2 separate regions of the Homo sapiens genome follow, and region 2 is linked to region 1. A link is a loop called in an ENCODE intact Hi-C map of the cell type or tissue named here. Cell type or tissue: Calu3. All regions are shown on one strand. Each heading gives the region's core, and the rest is flanking DNA. Links, peaks and the distances in the headings are about the cores only. Region 1 has its middle 41 kb from the start of GATA6. Region 2 has its middle 40 kb from the start of CTAGE1.

Region 1 (7,022 bases), core at 1,287-6,286:
TATTTTGATAAGTGTGCATTGCCAAGGATGCTCTGTGTCAGGGGTTCTCCAACTCCCATGTGCACGAGAATCACACACAGGGCTTGTGAAAATCGCAGAGTCCATAACTCCCCCAGAGAACTGGATTCTGCAGGTCTTGTCTTGGAAGCTGCAATTTTGGCCTTTGCATTAATTAAAATTTCTTGGCTAGTACAAAATCACAAAGTTGTAAGTTAGAATGCACTAAAAAAAATTGTTCTTTTCACCCCTCTACCTCAGTCAGTCAGTTCCTCTCCCAGATGTTACTTCCTTCTTTTTCTCTTTCTTCCTTTCCTTTCCTTCTTTCTTTTCTTTTCTTTTTCTCCTTCTCCTCCTCCTCCTCCTTCTTCTTCTTTCATTTCTTTCCTTTCTTTCCCTTCCTTCCTTCCCCCCTTTTTTTTTTTCGCTAGAGTCTCCCTCAGTCGCCCAGACTGGAGTGCAGTGGCGTGATTTTGGCTCACTGCAACCTCCACCTGCCAGGTTCAAGTGATTCTCCTGCTTCAGCCTCCCCAGTAGCTGGGACTACAAGCATGCACCGCTGCACCCAGCTAATTTTTGTATTTTTAGTAAAGATGGGGCTTCTCCATGTTGGTCAGGCTGGTCTTGAACTCCTGACCGCAAGTGATCTGTCGGCTAGGCCTCCCGAAGTGCTGGGATTACAGGCGTGAGCCACCGCGCCTAACCATAACTTCTTATTTCTTGCATGGATTGTATGCATTGACTAGGGACACACAATATATTCCAGTTTTTTGACATATAGGATAGCGCACTATACACATTGCTTTGCATTTTGCTTTTTTCACTTAGCATATCTGGGTAGGTCATTATTTAATCAGTGCCATATTTAAGTACATTTGTTTCCAGCCTTTGGTTTTTTTGAGTAATGCTGCAATTAATATCCCTTATCTGTGTCATTTCACGCAGGTGCAAATATACCTGTAAAATGAATTTCTGGAAGCAGCATTACTGACTCAAGGGTATCTACTTTTCATTTTGATAGATATTGCCAAATTGCTCTCACAGAGGTTTCCCCAATTTGTACTCCCACCAGCAATGGACAAGAGTGTTTTTTCTTTTTCACACAAGTCTGGTGTCAAACATTCTGATCTTGTCAGTCTTGATTCTCTGAGTTTTGTTTTGCATTTCTCTTATTGTGAGCGAAGTCGAACATATTTTCCTATGATTAGGAGCCATGTGTAATTCCTTTTATGTGAACTTTTTGCCCATCTCTGTCCATTTTCTTTACTTATTTTTTCTATTGGGTTATCAGTCTCATTGATTTGAGAAGTTCTTCGCATGTTAAGGAAAGCAGCCCTTTGTCTGAAATATACTTGAAATATATATACATATATTCTGGCTTTTTGTTTTACTTTGTTTATACTTTTTAAAAAGTCATGATGATCTTTTCTTTCATAAAGTAATTCAATTTATTGGTCTTTTCTTTTATGACTTTGGAGTTTTGTATAATATTAGGAAGGCCTTCCCCACCATTAAGATGATTTTTTTAAAATCCCGTGTTTTCTTCTAGTATTTTTATGGTTTTATTTTTGAGGTTTGCATTGTTTTTTAAATCTGGAACTTTTGTTGTTGGTTGTTGTAACATGTAGAATATATATTCAACATTTGTCCAAATGGCAACCTTATTGTCACAGCATCATTTCCTGAAAAATCCATTTCCCTCCCACTGATTGAAAATAGAAAGTCAAAATTATATAAATTCTCATATGTATATGTACTCTTTTATAAATTCTTATGTGGATATATATTTAATATAAATTTACATATACATTTGGGTCTATTTCTATCTATTTTGTACCAATGATATGTTTATATATGTGTCAATCTCATACTTTTTTTTGATTATTATATAAGCATGCCTCACTTAGCGACAAGAATACTTTCTGAGAAGTACATCAGGCAATTTCATCATTGTGTGAACATCACAGAGTGTGGTTACATAAATTTAGATGGTTTAGCCTACCACATACCTAGGCTATAATGATATAGCCTATGGCTCTTAGGCTACAAACTTGTACAGCATGTGACTCTACTGAATACTGTATGCAACTGTAACACAATGGTAAGTATTTATGTATCTAAACATATCCAAACTTAGATAATGTACAGTAAAAATACAGTATTATCATTTTATGGGACCACCTTCATATATATGCAGTCCATTTTTGACCAAAATGTCATTGTGTGGTGCATGACTATACTTTGCATGTATTTTACTGTTTAGAAGGCCAGCTCCTTTTCATTGATCTTATTTTTTAAATAAGAATTTGATCACTATTCTTGCTTACTTGTTTTTCCACATAAACTTTAGAATTAGCTTGTTCCTTTTCAAAAAAATCCTGTTGGTATTTTTATTGGAATAGTATTAAAATTTTAGATTATCTTAGGGAGAATTAATATCTTAATTTTATTAAGTCTTCCTGTCCAAGATGAAGTATGTCTTTTTTGTTTGTTAAAATTTTTTTTTCTGTGTCCCTCATAAGAATTTTAACCTTTTCTTCCTGTAGATCTTGTGCATGTTTCTGGTTAAGTTTATTCTTAGGTGTTCAATACTTTTTGATGTTAGTTTATTCTAATGGATTGTCATGTTCATTAAGAGTATAGTAAGCCTCTTTCCCAGAACCATTTAAAATTCTCATATTTTTTTTCGGTTGATTCTCTTGTGTTTTCTGAGAGAATATGCAGTTTCTATTTGTACTGCTGGTGGTTCAGGTGTTGGTGGAAACACTTTTCATGGTGTTGTCTGATTAAGGAAATCTAGGTACCTCACACTGCATTTATTCACTTAAATCATCAATTCATATAACTTTAGAGATGGAAGAGACTTGACTGAGGTCCAGCTGAGGAAACTGAGTCTCAGAAAGGTTGGGTTGTGGTTCGTCAGTATAGAGCTCAGGTTTCCAGGCTCGGGGATCCATGACCTTGGTGCTGTGGGCTAGGCTGAGAGGTCCCTGAAGGAAATGCAAGAACCAAACATTGTGAGCAAAAGCTTGGACTTTGGCAGAGGCTATAACTTCTTTTTACTCTGAGTAATGCTTCATTAATCGGTTTAGGAATTAACAAGATACTGAGACTTGGGCCAGTATGGGTTTTCAAAGATTGCATGTGTCTCCAAACACCACCTCTGAGTTCCTTCCAGGGAGTAGCCCACATGACCATTGGTCTCCAGTGAATCACCAGGCCACATTTGCTGAAGTAAATGGAAGCATTGCGAGAGCAGAAAATCAGGACAGACACCTATACTTGCTAACCCAAACAACCGCCCTTTCTGAGCCACTGGAGATCAGTTATCACCAAATGGACAGATACACTCGGCAAAGTTTTTGCAGGCTTCACAGCTTGTAAATAAGAGACTGCATTCTTCATGCTCCCTCTTGTTGAATCTGGCAGAGGGAAGACCTCTGGCTCTAATCAGCTGGGCAATGACCAGTAGCTGGGCTGGCAGGAAAGAGTGATGACTCCATTTGAATAAACTTTGTGAACCCACTATAGTTAATTCAGAGGACCCATATACTAAGAACACAGGGCTTCTTATCCATGGAAAATCATCCTGGGAACACCGGTTGCTTGTTACTTATAATTTATAATGGCATACCAAATACAAATTGGCCTGTGTGGAATACATTGGCATAGATTTAATAATATTTAACATTTCTATAATTCAACATTCTGTTCATTCTTTCTTATATTCTTTTTTTTCTCTTTTTTGCCATGGAGTCTCACTGTGTCACCCAGGCTGGCGCTATCTTGGCTCACTGCAACCTCCGCCTCCCGGGTTCAAGTGATTCTCTTGCCTCAGCCTCCGAGTAGCTGGGACTATAGGCGTGTGCTACCACGCCTGGCTAATTTTTGTATTTTTAGTAGAGATGGGGGGTTCATCACATTGGCCAGGCTGGTCTCGAACTCCTGACCTCAGGTGATTCACCCGCCTGGGCCTCCCAAAATGTTGGGATTACAGGTGTGAGCCACTGCACCCGGCCCATTGTTTCTTATATACTTATTATTCTTTGTACTTTTACCAGGACTTCCTTCTTTGTAGCTTTGTTTACCCTATTCTTCCATTTACATTTTACCGATCACTTGAGTCTCCAAAAAAAATTTCTGACTCTTTGATATCACTAGGCATGATTTCCAGTTGAGTCCTTCCAGGAGAAATTTCAGAAGGTGCCTCCTTTTCTTTCTAAATGGGTCAGAGATACCTTTATTTTGGAACTGACCATGGGAAGCCTTCAGTTGTTTATATCTTGAATTGGGGCAGCAGATGGAGCTTTTCTCCCCTGTCCCCAGCACCATCCAACCTTCTTTCCTTGACCTTTTAGAAGCATTTGACATTGTGGCCCTCTCCATCTTACCTGAAGCCTTCTCCCCCTTTTGACTCCGGAGACATCATAGATAAATCAGGGCTGTGGTGAAATGGAAACACTGTGCCTTCAGAGTCATGCAAATGGGGGTTTGAATCTTGGCTCCACACAGCAGCTCTGAGGCTTGAACAAGTTCTGGAATCTCTCAAGGCTGCAGTGCTCTTATCTCAAAAAGGAGGGTGACATAATCTGCCTCGTATGCCAGTCTTCAGCCTTGAAGCCTTATTCAACTTCTGCTTTTTGAGGGTAGGGGCAGAGTTTGTACCCTGGAACATGATGCTAGCATAGTGCCTTTCACAAGATGGGCACTCACTAATTTATCTGCTTTCCACTTCCCATTTTCAGCCTAGAGTCACACCATTCATTCATGCTCCATGTGTTAGGGTTCTCCAGGGAAACAGAACCAATAGGATATATACATATATAATCCATATATTGGATTTTTGATTTTATATATATCCTTGAATATATATATATATATATATATATACATATATAGAGAGAGAGAGAGAGAGAGAGAGAGAGAGAGACAGAGACAGAGACAGACAGACAGAGAGAGAGAGACAGAGAGACAGAGAGAGATTTGTTTTAAGAAATTGGCTCATGTGATTGTGAGGGCTGGCAAGTCTGAAATCTGTAGAGCAGGCCAGTAAGCTGGTGACTCAGGTGAGAACTGATGTTGGTCTTGAGTCTGAATTCCACAGGGCAGGAGTCTGGAAATGCAGGCAGGGTTTTTATGATGCAGTCTTGAAAATAATTCCCTTTTTTTTTGAGACTGAGTCTCACTCTGTCACCCAGGTTGGAGTGCAGTGGCTTGATCTCGGCTCACTGTAACCTCCACCTCCTGGGTTCAAGTGATCCTCCTGCCTCAGCCTCCCGAGTAGCTGGGATTACAGGTACCTGCCACCATGCCTGGGTGATTTTTGCATGCGGTTTCACCATGTTGGCCAGGCAGGGAAAAGAATTTCTTCTGGGGGAAACTTCAATCTTTACTCTTTTAGGACCTTCTACTGATTGGGTGAGGCCCACATACATGATGGAGGACAATCTGCTTCAAGTCCACTGATTTCAGTGTTAGTCCCATCTAAAAAATACCTTCACAGTGACATCCAGACTGGTGTTTGATTTTTTTTTTGTTTAAAGTGGAGGTCTTGCTCTGTTGCCCAGGCCGGAGTACAGTGGTACCATCGTAATTCAATGTAGCTTCAATTCCTGGGCTCAGGGATCTTCTGCTTCAGCCTCTTAAGTAGCTCTTAAGTACAGGCCTGTGCTGCCATGCTCAGCTAATTTTTTTTTTGTTGTTGTTGAGACAGAGTCTTGCTCTGTCACCCAGGCTGGAGTGCAGTGGTGGGATCTCGGCTCACTGCAACCTCTGCCTCCCAGATTCAAGTGATTCCCCTGCCTCAGCCTCCCAAGTAGCTGGGACTACAGGTGTGCACTAGCATGCCTGGCTAATTTTTTTTTTAATTTTTAGTAGAGACAGGGTTTCACCATGTTGATCAGACTGGTCTCGGACTCCTGGCCTGAAGTGATCTGCCCACCTCAGTGTCCCAAAGTGCTGGGATTACAGGCATGAGCCACCACATCCGGCCTAATTTGTTTTGTTTTGAGACTCAGTCTTGTTAGGTTGCCCAGACTGGTATCTAATTCTTCAAGCCATTCTCCCACCTCAGCCTCCCAAAGTGCTGGGATTACAGGCTTGAGCCACTGCACCAAGCTGTGGTGTTTGATCAAGCAACTAGGCACCAGAGCCTAGCTAGGCTGACACATAAAATTAACTATCGCTCTCCACACGCTTGGCCACTGATCCTTAGCAACTGGGCCTCAGTCCAAAGTTAGAGAGCTTAACTGAAGAGGACATTGTGATGATGAAGCTTGCCGGGGGCCATAGGGATCTCTGTTAGAACTCCCTCAGGATCGGAATTCTATGTTATTGCTGGAGGCCTCTCTGAGGGTTCTTGGGGAAGTTATGTAGAAGGTGCCTCTGCTGAAGTCCTGGAGCTGACCACTCCCACCGGCTTGGCTCTGGGCTCAGCTCTGTCATGGTTGAACTGTATGACCCTGGGCAAGTCATGGGCTCTTCTGGGCCTCAGTTTACTGTCTATAAATAGGGACATTTGGACTTGATGTACCTGAAGTTCCCTTCTTGCTTTTAAACAGCTTCTCAGCTCCTTTTGTTTTACCACTAGCTTTGCAGAGACTTGTTAGGAATTTACAGCTTGTGATTGCTTCACTTTTTTGGAAATGGCTCTATGGTTTCAAACAACATTAACTTTAAAAAATTAACAATGCTGAGCGTGGTGGTTCACACCTGTAATCCCAGCACTTTGGGAAGCTGAGGCAGGTGGATCACCGGAGGTCAGGAGTTCGAGACCAGCCTGGCCAACATGGTGAAACCCCATCTCTACTAAAATACAAAAATTAGCTGGGCGTGGTAGCACATGCCTGTAGTTCCAGCTACGGGGGAGGACAAGGCAGGAGAATCACATGAACCCAGGAGGCGGAGGTTGCAGTGAGCTGAGATTGCGCCACTGCACTCCAGCCTGGGAGACAGAGTGAGACTCCATCTCAAAAAAAAAAAAAAAAAAAAAAAAGAAAAGAAAAGAAATTGACATCATGTGTTTA
Region 2 (7,022 bases), core at 1,190-6,189, 170 kb after region 1:
AAACACAAAAATTAGCCAGGTGTGGTGGTGCATGCCTGTAGTCCCAGCTACTCAGGAGGCTGAGGTGGGAGGATTGCCTGAGCCTGGGAGGCTGAGGCTGCAGTGAATCGAGATTGCACCACTGCACTCCAGCCTGGGCGACTGAGCCAGACCCTGTCTCTCTCACACACACACAAATTCAGTTTTCAATGAAAAATGAGACCAAAGAAATGAAAAGTGTGCCCATGTTCAGTGGGGGAAAAAGCAGTCATTAGAAACTGTCTATCTCTAAGTATCAAATGTTGGATTTAGAGGGCAAAGGCTTCAAGGCAGGTATTATAATATGTTCGAAGAGCTAAAGGAAACTAAAGAATTAAAGGAAGGTATGGCTAAAATGATTCAATAAATAGAGACTTTCAATGAGACAGAAACTGTAAAAATGAATTAAATGGAAATTCAGAATTGAGAAGTACAATAACTGAAAGTAAAATTAATTAGAAGGGGTCAACAGCAGAATTGAGATGGCAGAAGAAAGAATCAGTGGATTAAAAAACTGGATAAAAAGTCGTATCTAACTATATGCTGTGTATAAGAGACACACATTAGGTTCAAAGATACAAATAGGTTGAAAATAAGAGGATAGAAGAAACATACACCATGAAAGAGTAACCATTAAGAGTTTTCACCTTAAGAAACCAGAAAAGAAAGAGCAAACTGGTCCAATGCAGGCACCAGAAAGGAAATAAGAGACTAAAACCAAAATCAATGAAACAGAAAAAGGAAAAACAATAGAGAACCAAAGTAACAAAACTGTTTCTCAAAAAAAATTTTTAAATGAAAAAGGAAATACTTTCAGCTAAACTGATCAAGAAAAAGAGAAGACTACAAGTTTCCAAAATCAGGAGTGAAAGAGGTGCCTTTCTACTGACCCTATAGAAGTTAAAATTGTATGAAAATATTAAGAACAACTTTATGTAAATAAATTTAACAACATAGATGAAATGGACCAATTCCCTGAAAGACCCAAACTACCAAAGCTCACTCAAGAAGAAATAGATAACCTCACTAGTACTTATCTGTTAAAGAAATTGTAGTTAAAAACTTTCCAACAAAGAAAACCTTATGGTTTCACTGGTGATTATTTTAAAAAGAAATAATATCAGTTCTACACAATGTCTTCAGAAAAGTAAAAGAGGATGCTCATCTTATGAGGCTAGAATTATTCTAATATCAAAACCAGACAATGATACAGCAGGAGAGACAGCTGCAGACCAATATCCCTCATAAGCATAAATACAAAAATTCTCAAAATATTAAAAAATTAAATCTAGTAATGTATATAAAAACTTTTTGGCTAAGTAGGGTTTATTTCAGGAATGAAGTCTGGTTCACATTTGAAAGTCAATCGGTGCAAATACCCTATTAACCTACTAAAGAAGAAAAACATATAATCATGTTAGTAGATGCAGAAAAGCATTTGACAAAGTTCAACATCTATTTGTATTTTAAACTTTCAACAAACTAGAAATAGAGGAATTTTTTTAATCTGATGAATGGCATTAACAAAAACCCTGCAACTAACATACTTAATAGTGAAAGACAGAATGCTTTCCCCCTAAGATCAGGAATAAGGCAATATCATGCTGGCAGTCCCAGCCATAGTATAGTAAGGGGAAAAATGCATTTACAATGGAAAGAAAAAAAATAAAACTGCCTCTGTTCACAGATGGCATGATTGTCTACATAGAAAATCCCAATGAATCTTCTAGAAAACTGGAATTAATGAGTTTAGCAATGTTGCAAGATACATGGTAAATATAAAAACCTCATATATGTATGTACTAACAATAAACAATGTCAAATAGAAATTACAAAGAAAGGATCAATTACAATAGCTCCAAAAAAATCAAAAAATGAAATAGTTGTGAATCTAGCAAAGTACATGTAGGTTGGTATGCTGAAGATGACAAAATGCTAATGAAAAAAATCAACAAAGATGGAAATAAATGAAAAAATATACTCTGTTCATGGGTTGAAAAACTCAGTCTTATTAACATGTTCATCCTCCCCATATTGATATAGATTCAATGCAATCCCAAGTAAAATAGCAGGATTTTTATAGCTGATCCTAACATTTTTATGGAAAGGCAGAGGAATTACAACAGCCAGAATGGTTTTGAAAAAGAACAAAGTTAGAAGACTCACACTACCTGAACTGAAGACTTACTATAACATCATAATCATCAAGACAGTGTGGTATGGGCAAAAGGATAAACACATAGATAAATGGAACAGATAGAGAGTGCAGAAATAGAACCACATAAATATGATCAGTTGATTTTGACAAAGATGGAAAGCAATCCAATGGAGAAAGGATTGTCTTTTCAACAAACGGTGTTGGACTAATAGGACGTCCGTTTACAAAATAAGAACCTAGACCTAAACCTCATACCTTTTAAAAATTAAAATGCGTCAGAGAACTAAACATAAAAAATCCATAAAATTATTAAAAGAAAAAAGGGAAGAAAATCTTTGTGATCTTGAGTTCAGTGAAAGCTTTCTCTCAGATATAATACTAAAAATATGATCAATTAAAAAATTGATAAGTGAACTTCATAAAAATTGAAATCTCTTGCTCTGAGCAAATAACTGCTAAAAGAATAAAAAAACAAGCTGTACACTGAGTGAAAATATTTGAAAATCACATCTCTGATAAGAAGCTTATGTCTAGAATATATGAAGAGCTCTCAAACCTCAATAAGAAAGAAAGAAACTCAATTATATAATTGGCAAAAAATGTTAACACTTCACCAAACAAGACATATATGTGACAAATAAGTATGTGGAAGGAAGCTCAATATTATTCATTAGGAAAATGCAAATGAAAACCATAAAAGATACCACTGCATACATATTAGAGTGGTTAAAAAACAATCAAATAAGCCTGGCAGTACCAAGTGCCGGTGAACATTCAGGGCAACTGGAATTTTCATATATTGCAGGTAGGACTGCCAAAGAACAGCCACCATTTTTGAAAAACAGTTTGGCAATTTCTTATAAAATTACATATGCATTTTCCATATGACTCAGCAATTCTACTCTTAAATGTTTAACCTAAAGAAATGAAAACTTATGTTTTCACAAAAACCTGTACATGAATATTTATAGCAGTACTATCTGTAATCACCAAAAACTGAAAACAAGTTAAATGCCTTATAACAGGTGAATGGATAAACAAATTTTGATACATCCATACTCAGCAATAAAAATAATCAACTATTGATACATGCAACAACATGAATGAATCTCAAATGCATTATGCCACGTTAAAGAAGCCAGACTCAGAAGGAAGTTTCCACATGTATGACTTTCTCGAAAAGGTTAAACTATAGAGATGGAAAAACCTATGTGAGTTCTAGGTAAGATAATTCATGTCTCTGATTGCCTAGGATGGTCCTAACTTATCTCTACTATCCTGCCTTTACATGTAGTTTGTAATTTTCCTGAGTTTTAATGTTTTTATTTTTATTTATTTATTTGTTTGTTTAAAGATGGGGTCTCAGTATGTTGCCCAGGCTGGTCTCAAACTCCCAGCCTCAAGCGATCCTTCCAGCTCAGCCTCTCAAGTAGCTGGGATTACAGGTGAGCATCACTGTACCCAGACTGACTTTTTATTTTAAATAAAGTATTTTTATTATTAATTGAGTTAAATGAAGCCAAGTATTTGGTAAACCTGTTGATTAGAAGAACTTCTTCCAAGGCTGTATAGCAGTGATTGGAATTCTCACTTTCATATGTTAGTAATTTTGAAAAAGGACCAGAAATAATCCCACTCTCTTCTCCTGGGTTTCTTTTCCCATTCTTTCTAGATGGAATATAACTAGCATCTCCCTTTCAAGGATAGCACGCAGGGCATTCAGTGATAAAACTAAGTGCAGTGGGGTATGAGCAGCTCAGAACAGCTCATTCCTTCAGATCTAGGGAGGTATTTGATGTGACTGCCCCTGCTGGTCACTTGGTGTGCCATCTAGTTGTGCCATGGCTCCAGCTGCAGTTTATGAGATGTGCAAAGCTGGTAGACCATTAGTCTGCACCATCCAATGGAAATAAAGCAGATTTTAGGTTATGTGTGTGTAAAAAATGTGGGGGAAATAGGATCTGAGCAGTCGGTCTGTAGGGCATAGTCCAAATGCTCTTGTTAGAGTAATCTTGTTACTTACTGTATGGGGGGCATCACAAATATTGCTTTATTTTTATTTGTTAATATTTCTCTAAAATTTTACATTAAATGCTTTCAGCAGCAAGGAGGTTAAAAATTAAGTGCATGATTAATAAAAAATTAAGTGCTGAGTTTCTATTTCTTAAGAAAGTTGATGTTGAAAGGTTAAGTGACACAAACTACTGGTTGGCATTCAAAGTGCTACAGTGGTAACATTGTCAAAACTGCTGAAGAAATGTTACCATCTGCTTCCAAGTTAGTAGTTAAGTAGTGTAGTGGGTTGAATGGTAGTCCACCCAAAATGTATGTATACTCAGAACCTGTGAAAGTGACCTAATTTTTAAAAAGAGGTCTTACCTGCAGATGTAATTAAGGATCTCAAGATGAAATCATTCTGGATGATCCAGGTGAGCCCTAAATCCTATGACAAGTGTCATTCTAAGACAGAGAAGAGGAGACAGAGACATGGAGGAGAAGGCCATATGAAGATGAAGATGGAGATGGAGTGCTGTGGCCACAAGCAAAGCTGACAGCCACCAGAAGCTGGAAGGAGCAAGGAGCGATTGTCACCCAGAGCCTTCAGTGGGAGTGTGGCCCTGTGGACACTTTGATTTTGGACTTCTGGCCTCCAGAACTGTAAGAATAAATTCTGTTCTTTTAAGCCACCATGTTTGTAGCAATTGGTTATGCAAACTTAAAAGACAAATAACAAGTAGTCTCAATGATTCAACACATGAACCTACAGCAGGAAGGTTACATATTACCCCGTGAAGCATAATTTCTCACTTTGACTACGTATCTGTTTTTCTAAATCCACTTAATCCTTTTCATTCTAAATTTTCTTTGTATGTAAGAAAATGAAGCTGTACTCTAAATGAATTGTCTCCATTTGCAGGAAAAGAACTTTGCACACAGTTAAATGATGCCAGATTTTCATCACTGTCATCAGATGCGTTATAAAGAAAATTAGTTAATTTCAGTAATGTCTGGATTTATTTTATCCAATTCACGGAATTAATCTCATTCATGGAAGCTCCCCGTCACAGTGGGGACATCTGACATTATTTCAAATGCTACTGTAAAATAAGACAACAAGTCCAACATTGAAGAGAGATATATATATGTATATATATATTTTTTTTTTGCAGAGTTGATACAAATATAAATATACACATTTTGTCAGTGGTGATGGAGCGGGGTGGGTGGGGAGGTTGCTGAGCAGTGCGTTGATGTTCAACAGGTTTCACAGCCACCTCCAAAGCAGTGCAATCCAGATGAAGGACAGAGAAGTTATGAAGGATGCGTTCACCAACTTGTAGTCGCCAGGCAATGGACGGGCACACTCAGGACCCATTGGGACAGATGCAGCACAGTGCAAAGCCAGCAATGGTAATTAGAACAACCTCTGCAGATTCACCCTCCCTCTCTCGCTCCCTCCCTCCTTCCCTCCCTCCCTCCTTCTTTCCTTCCTTCTTTCATCATTTTATTATGTGAATTTTCAAAATTATGAAAGCCAGAATAGTACAATGAACCTTATGTCCCTGTCACCTAGCATCAATATCAATATGGATATCTTGCTAAATTTGTTCAATCTATCTCCCTCCAACCTTTGCTTTTTGCTAAGGTAGTTTAAAATAAATCCCAGAACCATGCCACTTCACCCATAAATGCTACATTATTATGAATGATTTCTTTCTGCTAGTGAAACTAATGAATATTTATTATAGACAATTCAGATAAGCATAAAGGGGAAATTAAAGTTGCCCACACTCCTACAATCTACATCACTGTTAATTTTTGATGTTTTTTGATCTAGTCCTTTAAATTACGTGTATGTGTGAATATATATATTTAATATATCCTATCTATCAGTATGTTAATCAGTGAGAAGGCCTTCTGTAACAGAAAACCCAGTTCACACTTGCTTAAACAAGAAGTGGAACTTTTTTGGCTTATATACTTGAAACATTCAGTGGCAGGGTAGGTTTCATGCCTGGCTTGATTAGACCTCCTGCTCAGTTTCTTCATCGTTCTCTAGTGACTCTTGTATATTGATTGGCTTTATTCTCGGGCTGGCTTCCCTTCTGGCAACAAGACTAGGATTCAGGCTCTCACATCCATCTTCACAGGGAGGAAGAGCCCCACTTCTCATAGCTTTTGCATAAGAGTCCTGAGCTCTACTTGGATTGGCCCACTTGTGAACTAATCACTAAAACAAGGGACCCGAGAATACCCTGTTTGAACAACTTGGATCCTTGGGAGGTAGGGGCGGGAGGATGCACCCAAACACCATGTCTTCACCCAATGGTGGAGGTGTTAAGAGATGGCATGGACGTTGGGGAGGAAGCCTTAACGTGTATTATCCTATGCCTTCTTACTTTATGTATGTATCTATTTATATTCTCCCTGTCTCTTTAAATCTTGGAAATTTAGTTCGCCTCCCTCCCCTTTTCACATTCAAGATAAACACACAATGCCCACTGCAAGCTACATGAATTTCTGGGGTTTGGGAGGTGAGGGGAAGGTGGCCACTTTGGGCTCTTCCTTCCTCCTTCTGCTGGACTCTTGCTCTCTACTCTGTGACTTGCACTGACCCCAGTTGTGGAATTTGCCCCTTCCTTGCATATCCCAAGAGAAACAACTTATATAAAATATTTGCATATCTGGTAGACTCCACTTAAGGTTTAGGGCATTTGAGGAGGGAGGGTTCTCAACAGGGGTGATTTTGCCACTCGAAGGACATTTGGCAACAACTAGAGACGCTTTTGATTGTTACAACATTTTTGGTTGTTACAAGTGCTACTGTCATTTAAGATAGTAGAGA

What was found. Peaks named below come from ENCODE experiments on the same cell type or tissue, not always from the same donor. Only the 100,000 strongest peaks of a DNase experiment are listed, where the experiment ranks them.
Region 2: a loop joins it to region 1, with 2.7 times the contacts of the local background. A loop is called at or near these places in 3 of 110 quality-filtered maps.

Annotation. Positions count from the first base shown.
Region 1 is chr18:22,207,246-22,214,267 of GRCh38, forward strand. No RefSeq gene overlaps it. Among named protein-coding and RNA genes, the nearest start is that of GATA6, 41 kb to the left of the region's middle. In Calu3, for the core only: no CTCF peak of the experiment used is centred there; a DNase peak (open chromatin) is centred at 3,186.
Region 2 is chr18:22,374,892-22,381,913 of GRCh38, forward strand. No RefSeq gene overlaps it. Among named protein-coding and RNA genes, the nearest start is that of CTAGE1, 40 kb to the right of the region's middle. In Calu3, for the core only: a CTCF peak has its summit at 4,041; a DNase peak (open chromatin) is centred at 3,980.